Regions from separate parts of the Homo sapiens genome. Here region 2 is linked to region 1. A link is a loop called in an ENCODE intact Hi-C map of the cell type or tissue named here. Cell type or tissue: gastrocnemius medialis. All regions are shown on one strand. Links, peaks and the distances in the headings refer to the core of each region. The heading gives the core; the rest is flanking DNA. Region 1 overlaps BNC2 (basonuclin zinc finger protein 2). Region 2 overlaps BNC2 (basonuclin zinc finger protein 2).

What was found. A loop is a pair of places that touch in the nucleus more often than their neighbours do. Peaks named below come from ENCODE experiments on the same cell type or tissue, not always from the same donor. Only the 100,000 strongest peaks of a DNase experiment are listed, where the experiment ranks them.
Region 2: it touches region 1 in a loop (3-fold over the local background); 2 of 110 quality-filtered maps call a loop at or near these places.

The regions. Positions count from the first base shown.
Region 1 is chr9:16,719,182-16,724,572 of GRCh38, forward strand. The region is part of intron 3 of BNC2 (basonuclin zinc finger protein 2); the gene reads right to left. Among named protein-coding and RNA genes, the nearest start is that of BNC2-AS1, 4.9 kb to the right of the region's middle. In gastrocnemius medialis, for the core only: no CTCF peak of the experiment used is centred there; a DNase peak (open chromatin) is centred at 3,000; H3K4me3 peaks cover 778 bases; H3K27ac peaks cover 2,349 bases.
Region 2 is chr9:16,792,337-16,797,727 of GRCh38, forward strand. All of the region lies in intron 1 of BNC2 (basonuclin zinc finger protein 2), which reads right to left. Among named protein-coding and RNA genes, the nearest start is that of BNC2-AS1, 68 kb to the left of the region's middle. RefSeq lists an enhancer at 3,500-4,001. In gastrocnemius medialis, for the core only: no CTCF peak of the experiment used is centred there; a DNase peak (open chromatin) is centred at 3,195; H3K27ac peaks cover 486 bases.

The sequences.
Region 1 (5,391 bases), core at 88-5,087:
TATCTTGCCGGTGACATCCCAGCCATGTCCACTGACCTCCAGCACTGGCAGAGGGCGCAGTAGTGGGCAGCTTTCTTAATCTATGCCTGATCAGGTGTCCCAAATAGCCACCCTAATGATTTAAATCAATGAAATTCTTCTTGATTTAAATGTTAATGGAAAGGGAAAAAAATTATTAAAATCCTCTAATGGAGATTCTCATTTTAATATTAGTTTTGTTATTATTTTAAGCCAGCTGAAAGCAATTACTTGTTGTCATGTAAAACGTTCACTAACCTGTTATCTTCCTTTTCAGACACCCAGTTCAGGTACTCCGATCATAAAATGTGAGTTCTGAAGAACTGTCTAGAGAACCAATAGCCACTAAAAGACACCTTAATAAAGTTGAAAAATTCATGACAGTCTCAAAAAAGCACAGCAGGTAACAATATTGAAAGCTATGTCTTTCCCATACAGAATATGTTTCAGTCTTGTCAATTTTAACAATCTGTATGCCTTGTGAGACAATGGGTTAAAATTTATTAAATACAAAACAAGAGTGAATCCTCCTCATGTGTTATGTATACTGCATGCTTTAAATTTTAATTTCATAATACCATCCATTAATACTGGTCCTACCATCATTTCAAGTCCTTTTTTAAATGTTTCTGTTAACTCTTACTAGCTGCAGTTTGTCTGAAAGAATCATCCCTTCAACCTACTGCACTGCCCTTGGTATCTTTTCCTTCTTGTAGGGAAATAAGCTCGTGTAGAAGTCTAACTGCACAAAATAATAAGTCCAAGAATTAGGTTTTTAAAAGAAGAAAAAAGGAAAGCAAAATCTCTCTTCAACTAAGTACTTTCTTATACAGGCTAAGGATCAAATTGAGCTGCCTTTCAGCACCTCTGAATGATAAGCCAGGGCCCCTGGTTACACGTTTTTATCATGCCCTTACTCAAAGAACCCTTCTACAGCAACACTCGAGACAGTCCTGTCAGCACTCACAGAGGACCACACCTGAGGGTGGCACCTCTCTCTCATGCCTCTGCCAGAATGATGTATTGGCAAAAGGGTATTTATTCAATTACTGCTACGTTTCAGGTGCATTTCAATTCTCTTCTATTAAGGCAAAAAGGGCCAGTGAAAGTAAGGAGGAATTCAGAATGAGAGAGATGAGAAGAAAAGAGAATAAAGTGAGAAAGAAATTACCTCTATGAGAAAGGAAATAGGAACAGAATAACCTTGTATTTAGGTCATTAAGTAAATTTCTGCCAACCAAATATGAATGAGATTTATAAATCAACACCACTCAATGACACATAAACCCTAAAGACAGTAGCGAAATAACATTACAGTTCAAAAGCATTGAGTAAATAAGACGTCAGATATGCTCAAGAGAATCAGTTGTTTCAATGAGTAACTTCCTACTGTTCAAGATTATTTTCATTTTCTTTACAGAGAGAAATGAAAAACTGATGGGCTTAATTAAAGAAAAACAAAAGGATATTATTTTGTTGTTAAAGGATCAATTCTTTTTTTTAATCGGAATGATGATTAATAAGTTGAGAATTTGGTTCCTAAACTAGCCAATTTGAGTAATGTGTTGTTTTTCCACAAGCATTTCCATTAAAGAAAGCTCTATGAATGAAGAAAACATACAGCGATTCCTCTCTTCTCCTGATCTCTGCACTTCGTGGCATGAAATGCTACATACAGCATTTGAACAGAATGACACTGCACACTGTCTCCACCCAAATGAACTCCAGTCATAAATTTTTCACCTGAGGGTTTGAATGTACACTGTGAAATCTGCGAGGCTTCCTACAGGGAACGCACAAATTAAAAAATAATCAATACTTTTATTTTTCCTATTCGTTAAACTTTCTTTAAACCTGGGGAGAAAGATGGCAGTACAGGTCAGGCTCAATGAGGAGGAAATGTGGGGACCCTGGATGTCATGGCCCCAGACATCATTTCTGGGATGCCATCTGCACATTTTAAAACTTCTTAGACCTTGAGCTGCTTAGCAGATTTTTTTCATCTTATTTTTCCTGCATCTTTACCAGTTTTTCTTATAGGAAAACATTCCCTCTATTACCCAATGTTTTGTTTCTATGTGAGGATATAAAGGCTGTTGTTCCTGAATTATGTCTCTTTTCCTTTGTTTCTCTAAAGCTTAAAAATAGATGTCAGTTTCTTGAAAGGGTCTTTGACTCCCTTTCTCCTGTCTCCAGGGTCCTTACAGTAGATGAAGATCGCCCAGCAAAATGTAGAAGCCAGCTGCTTTTCTGGAAATAAAAAATGGCATCAGCTTTGGCAGACAGTAGTGAGATCCATCACTTCCTAGGACCCCCAAACAATCTTCTGACCAAGGTCTGGAGAAGGGTGGTCACTGAGCAGCACCATAAACAGACCACAAAAGCGTACCACCAAAGGTACAAGAGGATTTTCAAATGGCGAATTATTTCTACACGCATAACAAACCAGGCTCCAAACCTACCGTGAAAGGAAATCTTGGAACATTATATTCCATGTTCTTTGGACAATAACAAGCAGGGAATCCCACAGAAAATTTCTCTCACTGAAAAAGTCAACCTACCCGATTCACTCTGTTTTCTCTACAACCACAAAGTTCTCTGACAGCACTCTGGGGGGAAAAAGGAGTTAATTCCTAGATCGATTCAAACACTAAGGTTCAAATTATAGACACAAGCTAAAAACAAATTCCAATTTCTTTTCCTCTTTCCTTTTGATATATGTGCTAATCTAGAGTGCCAAGTTCAGAAAATACCTCTTGGGCTATACAGAATCATTAGCTATTCACGTTTACAAGGAAAATCCTCTCAAAAGCTTTGCAGACAGATGACGGCAGATGCCCAATGCAACTTTTTTTAAGTGAGTGTGTGTAATGCATACAAGGTAGAGAGAGGGAGGCACCAGAATTTGTGTTTTTCATTCAAGTGGATGACGCCAGCTCACTATCTGTAACGGACTGTTCCTTTGGAATCAGCTCCCTGTGTCACAACGACCTGGCAAACTTGAATGCTTTCACTATCACTGGAGTCCTTGCAATCCTGCCTTGGTTGTGACCCATTCACTTCTGCCCCAACTTCTCAGAGATGCCTTACTCAGCATCTAATTAGTCAGGGAGGATTTGCCGTGGCTCTTAACCCTGACATGGGAGTGGGAGGATGTGCTGCTGTGGCAGCCCAAATCTGTCCTGTCACTGCATTAATCAGATTTCCATAAAGCTATGCATGAATAATTGGATTTATCAGTGAATGTGAATATACACTCATAAATATAATTATAAAAAATACCTACAATTATAGATAAGATATCTGCACCTTAGAGGGATTTATTTTTCAACTGCAGTTACTTGGCTCACCTTAGCAAAAGGCTTTACAAATTACACAAACATAATAGACCTGTTTGCAGATGACAGAAAGGTGAGAAAATTAAATAATTTCAAAACGATCACCTACTGTGTTCAAATTCATTTAAATGAATCATGTTGAAAATAAACTCCAAATTTGTGCACAGATTTTTAACATATACAAAATACACACCTGAGAATATGTTTGTGCATGCTTTACTTGCGTTAACGTTTACATGTACATAGAATACCATATATATAAACTGTTACTTTCCCACTGCATTACAAATGAGACGGTATCTCTTATGTGAAGTCTGCATGTTATCCATAGACCTTCAAAGTTTAGGACAAACCAAGCACCTGTCTCTATGCTACAATTTGTATCTTAACAAATACAAATACCCAAATATTCCTACTTTAGTGTTACATTATCAGACAATATACTGAGAATTATATTTGAATATATGTCTATTGTTAAAAATAAAACATATTACCACTCAAATTAAGAGGGGCCTAAATTGGAGGTCGTAGCCTAGTAATTCAACAGGCTAAAACTGCATGCCTCTTAATATAAATATTTATTTTAGCATTAAGACCACAAGTTTAGTCAATTTAATCCTTTTTTAGTAAGACAAGATCATCCAAACATACTAACTGTAAGGAAGGGAGTAAAAAATGGAGAAAACTGCAGAAAGCAAGCTAGGGATGGATGATGCCTGGCAATGAAAGTCGTTTTCAAAGACCATTAACTATCAGCTGCTTTACTCAGGGCTTTGATTAAATAAGAATATACATCCTATGTAAAAAGGGATGTCTATTTGAGTGGGACAGAGTTTAGAATAAAAATGCGTTGTATGAACTATAAAGAAGACCCAAACCACAATGTACAACTAGGCGTCTGACTTGTAATACTATATATATATATGCCTTTTAAATGACTAGTGAATAAATACTCAAAAAAATTGGGGGGGGGGACAAAAACATTTTCATTTAAAAATATAGATTCCAGAAACTGAGATTGTTGGCCTATATGAATAGAAAAAAAAGATTTCTTGAGGAAAATTCATATTGAGCACTGTTTTAAATGGATTCTAGCAATGTTATTATACATTTCTTATATTTTATTTATCATTTCTCTGAAAGGTGCTAGATTTTTATATTAGTAAGAAAGTTTGCTTTTACTCTGTCATATCTCTGGTGAGCAGACGCTCTGGTATTAATGTAAATCGTTGATTTAATTTTTAGCTTTCTTGGTTTGCCCCTCACCTATCTAAAAAATGATTTCTCTGGTGATAACTAACACATCATGCTAATGAGAGAATCTAATGCACAATAGAAAAATGTCACTACTAATAATATTTGCATGAAGTTAAATAAAGCAACTGTAAGAGAATGTCAGACAGTTGTTCTTTAATAAGACACAGTTTCACAATGAAATTATGTTGTTAATTTTGTTACATCATCGGGTGAATCCTAAATTACTACATAATGATGCAGAGAGTCATTTATAATCCTAACTTAGTATTTCACTCAAGTATGAAAAAAGACCTTATTAAGGGATCTACATTTTATTTGAAACAGGTTAAATATACCTCACCAATAATAAAAGGTAAATGTCTCTAGTAACACATTAAATGTGGGCTATAGCTATATACCTTTATGGTTTCCTTTCTAAAAAGATTTTTAAATAGACTGGACTATTACATCCCTTGAGATAGCTACAAGAATTTTATTTACTATTCTCTCAAATGCACAAAATATTTATACAAATAGAAGAATTGCCTCCTCAAGTGTGATTAAAAAAAAAACTTTGAAAAGCAAGCCTCATTTTTTGCTTTTAACAGTACCTTGTGAAACTAAAATAGGCAAAATAAGGTTCTTTCTCCACCTGTCACTGATCAAACTGATCCAAAGAAGAACTCCCTTTACACAAGTGTCATACCCTTTAATGTTCTCAAATACTCAGCTATATACATAGAAATAATTTGAGAAAATCATACTTGAGTATAGAAGAAAAAATGTACAGGCACAGGAA
Region 2 (5,391 bases), core at 300-5,299, 73 kb after region 1:
GTAACTCCGTAAGTGAAGTTCTTCAAAACTTCATCACTAACTTATCTGCTTTCCTCAGAAAGAAGGATACAGTCATTGAGAAGGGTATAATATTGACTCCTAGAAGCCAGGCAAACCTGATTCATATAATTCAAAGATCATTGCCAGTTAGTTCTGCTGGGAAATTTTCAGGTTTCTGGCAAAAGAACAAGGATGCACAATATGCAGAGATCTGAGAAGCTAGAAAGACCATTCCCAGTCTGCAGAAGGGGCCAAAAGAATAGTTCAAATACATTCAATTCCTTCAATTCTAGTGAGTAGAAGCATAAATACCAGCGGGGGGAACCAACTAAGAAATAAAGTTTACTTTGCAAGAAGAGGGAAAGAATTCGTATTTATCATAAGCGTATAAAAAAGCTAGAGTGCTATAAAAACAAGGTATGTAAAACCAACAAACTTCATTGACATTTTCAGTAACACTGACCCTGAAAGTTAATAACATTGTTTGCTGAGGTCTGATTTCACAAGGAATTCCATATGGAATAGGAACGTGGGAGCCTAATAAGGATGTATGATACAAAAGCAAAGGGATTAGTTAACTAAAATAAGTGGATTCCTCTCTAAATATAATCTACTCATAAGGATACATTTAGAACATTTGTATCTCATTAGGGGTATTAAGTGAGAAAAGATTCTCAATACCAAATAGTCCTAATTATAATTCATCTTAGGAAATAAAGTGAGTTTTCTTAACTAAAAGGGAAAACATACTGCAAGAAACAGCTTTAATATAACAACAGGATTGTCAACAAAGTCAGACACCAAAACAAATCCAATTGCCCAAAGGAATACTGTGAAAACTGAATAACTGCTCCAACAATACAATGTTTTTTTAGACTATTTCTCAACACTTTACATTCTTTTTTCTCTTATTATCAATCATAACAATCCAAAGCCGAAATCAGTTACCTAAGCAAAGAAAATCCAACTATAAACAGCAGAAACAAATTAAATTAATATAAACCATACAAACCAAACACGAATGTATTTACCCCATCACACCTTTCATCAAGGTTCTGCCAGTGGTGAAAATGACATGGTTAGGATATGACTTAACAAGCCAGTGAACATTTTCTTTGGGAAGGATCAATTCTAGTTTTCTTTTGTCCTTTTTATTTTTTTTGACAGGGTCTCACTACATCATTACCCAGGCTGGCCTCAAGGGATTCTCCTGCTGCAGCCTCCCAAGTGGCTGGGATTACAGGTGGGTGCCACTATGCCTGGCCAATTCTAGATTTCGATCCCACCCAAAGGGGTACTTGCCTTCCACATCTTTTTTTTTTTTTTTTTTTTTTTTTTTTTTTTTTTGAGAGGGAGTCTCACTCTGTCCCCCAGGCTTGAGTGCAGTGGCGTGATCTGGGCTCATTGCAAGCTCCGCCTCCCGGGTTCACGCCATTCTCCTGCCTCAGCCTCCCGAGTAGCTGGGACTGGGACTGCAGGTGCCCGCCACCATGCCCAGCTAGTTTTTGTTTTTTGTGGTTTTTGTTTTTTTGTTTTTTTTTTTTTTTAGTAGAGACGGAGTTTCACCGTGTTAGCCAGGATGGTCTCGATCTCCTGACCTCGTGATCCTCCCATCTCGGCCTCCCAAAGTGCTGGGATTACAGGCGTGAGCCACCGCGCCGGGCCTTGCCTTTCACATCTTGAAACAGAAAATTATTTAAATGATATACATTGGATTGTGTGACTTAGTTATAGGTTATAAAACAAGTGAGAGGTAGCACCCAGTGCTGGGTATCAGTGACATGGCTCTGCCTTTCTCACTGCAAGGTATTGTCCTCAGGCTGGCCAAGAAGGTCCATCTCCTCTGTAAGCATCTCAGCCACATTTCAAGCAGTGATGTGTTTTTTATTCCAGATGGGAAACTCTCACTACCGTCCCCCAGCAGACTTCCTCTTACAAAGTATTGGTCAGAACTTAATCACATGACTGCTCGTAAACCAATCACTGCCGAGGGGAATGCAATTATCATGACTGAGCTTTTTTCACATTAATCTTGAGATATCTCCTGTCTGTTCATTAAGACCAAGGCTCTCCTGTTTCCAACCGCCACCCCCAGCCACCTGGGAAGAGAGAGGTGGGATAGACATCATTAACAGGGTTGGCATTAAAATTCACCTCAATTATTCTAAAAGATCCGTATGACAACTGTAAAAGGGCTGTTTTTTGTAAAGATGCACTATAGTCATTATCATCATCTAGGCCTGGGTCCCTGTAACTTAAGAAAAACACTCCACCATTAGACAAACAAAGGCACCAGAATGCAATGAACTATAATACTTTACCCATTAGGTGAGTAAGAGCCAGTAAATCAAAGGGCTTTTAAAAAACACAATTCCTCAGCTAACACCATGAAGCAAAATTAACCATATTAGTTCTCTTCAATTTTACACTTTTGGGGGTTTAGACCTCTCAATCACTCCAGATTTGTTTTTCAAAAAATTAGCTGTCCTTTTTCATTTACACAATTTTCCCCTTCCTCAAGAAGAAGTGTCAGGCTCAAATTACAACAGCTTATCTGATGGGGGAAAAAAAAAACCCATGCAAGATATATTCCTATATTTGGGCCTTTAGTGATAAGTTCATGATAAAGGAAAATACAAATACTCTCTCCTCCTCCATGCCCACGAACAGCCCAAGACTTGGAATCATTCTTCACAGGGTTCACTCACTATCCAGTCCAACTCTCAACCTCCCTAGGCCTTTAGCAGATCCAAGAAAGATGCAATCCTCTCAAGTTTCCAGAACAATGAGAATAAAAAGAAGGCTGACTAGAGTTGAAAACAGGAACACTGCCTGCATCTTTTCTCACTTTTTTTTTCAGGGAGTCCTTTAAAGCAGTGTAGGCGGAAAAGAATAAGCAAAGGAAGTAGGAAGGTTCAACACAAGATAGTAAGGCGAACTCCACATGTGACCGGTCTTTCTACAGTCCAGAGACGCCCAATCTGCACGCCTCTACACACAACAGAACTGACACAAACAAATGATGACTGCTAACTGCTAATTCTGGCTTTTTTTTTTTTTTTTAAACACACTCCAGAAGTCATTGCAATACCGGAAACATTGGGAGACTGAGCCATCTGATGACAATTACAGGAATCCTGGAAGGGAAAGAATGCTCAAGGAAGGCCAGACGGCCATGCAATTATAAACCCTAGCTCAGCCCATGTCCTCTCCACACCCTCCACATCACTGCCAGCGAGAGGAGGATGGTGACACCATTAACCAACATTCCCAGGCTGATCCCAGGCTCACACACACTGCTCCAGAGAGGATATCATGATTTTGGTTTGCTTGGTTTTCTTATCCTTTGAAGTAAGACACTTCATGATTGTCATGAGTTTGGTTCCCAAGGGTGTGAGATTTATAGGAACCAAGACTTTTACAGTAAAGAGATGATTTAAAAGGCAAACCACTAAAAATGACAGTATGAAACTAAAACGTTTCCAAGTTGCTTTAATCCCTGAACTAATCCTTGCAGAATGCCAGGGAAAGAGGATGGGAGGTAAAGGTCATGGTTAGGAAGAGAAAAAGAGCTAACATTTACTAAGCACCTCCAAGAGCAAGCCACTTTCAGGATAAAGAAACCTTGCAAAGGAGAGAGCATCCAAGTCTAACCAGAACTAAGGCTCAGAGAGACAATTTACGCAGTCTCAAAGCTCTTAAATGAAGACAATGGAGTGAAGCCCCAAACCCATCTCACTTCAAAGCCCACACTCCTTCTACTAAGCAACACTGTTAGTGAGACAGCAGGTACATAAAACAGAGACAAAGCCAGTATGACACAAAATGGCATTAACCATTCACTATCTAACCAAGGCACAATTAACTTGGCTTCTTTCGTAAGTACTTTATATAGTTTTACATCCATTTCTTTTCAATTAATATAGCATAAGTATAATCCCATATAATTAAAAATTTCACAAAAGTCTAGTCCTTTAAATAACTACACCCTGATAGATTTCATAACTGATGTCTTCTAACTTAAAGCCCTGTGCTGACAGGACTAGGAAATTTAAAACATTTGAAATAGTACATATTTAATGAAGAAGTCTCAGGAAGCAAGGAAGTATAGGAGACTGCTTAATAAGAAATCATGAAAGGCAGGAGAATGGTGTGAACCCAGGAGGCGGAGCTTGCAGTAAGCCGAGATCACGTCAATGCACTCCAGCCTGGGTGACAGAGTGAGACTCCGTCTCAAAAAAAAAAGAAAGAAAAGGAAAGGAAGGGAAGGGAAGGGAAAGGGAAAGGGAAGGGAAAGGGAAAGGAAAGGAAAGAGAAAAAAAAAGAAAGAAAAGAAGAGAAAAGAAAGAAAGAAAGAAATCCTTATTCCATAGAATTCCTGCTGTTTCAAGAGAATGTACTTGAGTAGAATCGTATTTGACAAATCTTTATAAATGGGAAACATTATCTATAAACACACACACAAGTGTACAAAAATTCAAATTAGGATTGCTAACTACCATTTATTTATCTTCAACTAATGCCTTTTGTGGGTCTCTGTACAAGGTCAAATACTGTCAAATTTTCCTTAAATTGTCGCAAGTTGAACACTTGCTTCAGTCTGTTAGCAAAAGTGGGGCTTCTACGATATGGCACAAAACAAGAGGTAGCTTTTGTTAAGGTAGCTACCTGACTACCTCACAAAATATGGTGTTGGTAGTAATAAAGTGCAACAGGAATGATAAAAGTAAAAATGATGATGATGACAATAATGGCAGCTTTCATTTACTATATCTTTCTCAGTGTCTGTCACTATTCCTAAAGCTTAATATAGATTTTTTTTTACTTAACCTTCTCTAAATCCCATAAGGTAGCTACTACTATTATCCCCAAAAAGTAACAAGCAAGTTGAACTCAGAAAACTTGAGTTCAAGTCCACACTTGGCTCTAATAAGCTGGAAATAGCTTCATCTTTCTAGATACCCAACTTCTCCACTATACAATGGAAAGGATGAGGTTGGGGGCACTGTAGATTAAATGAGCTCCTCTGTACTATAGATTTGACATCCCTCTGAAAATACATATATGCCCCTCCCAATCCATGGCAAACACACATCACTAAACAATCATGCCAGTGAATCTCATTATGACTTCACCATCTTTCACAGCACAACACACTAGGAAGTTACTAACAATCAACATGAGCTAGCTTTTAAAATGAAACCTCGTTGGCCTCTTAAGGATGACACAATATCACCTAGCTGGAGGCTAGGTATGCATCTAGTAAGAGTGTCACACAAGTCCAAAAGCTAAAGTTTGGCAACTTAAAATTTGAACACCAAGATGAGATTGAGTCTGTCAATATCTGGTATCCAGCTGAAAAGTCTTAAAAGAAACTGGGGTTTCTTGCCA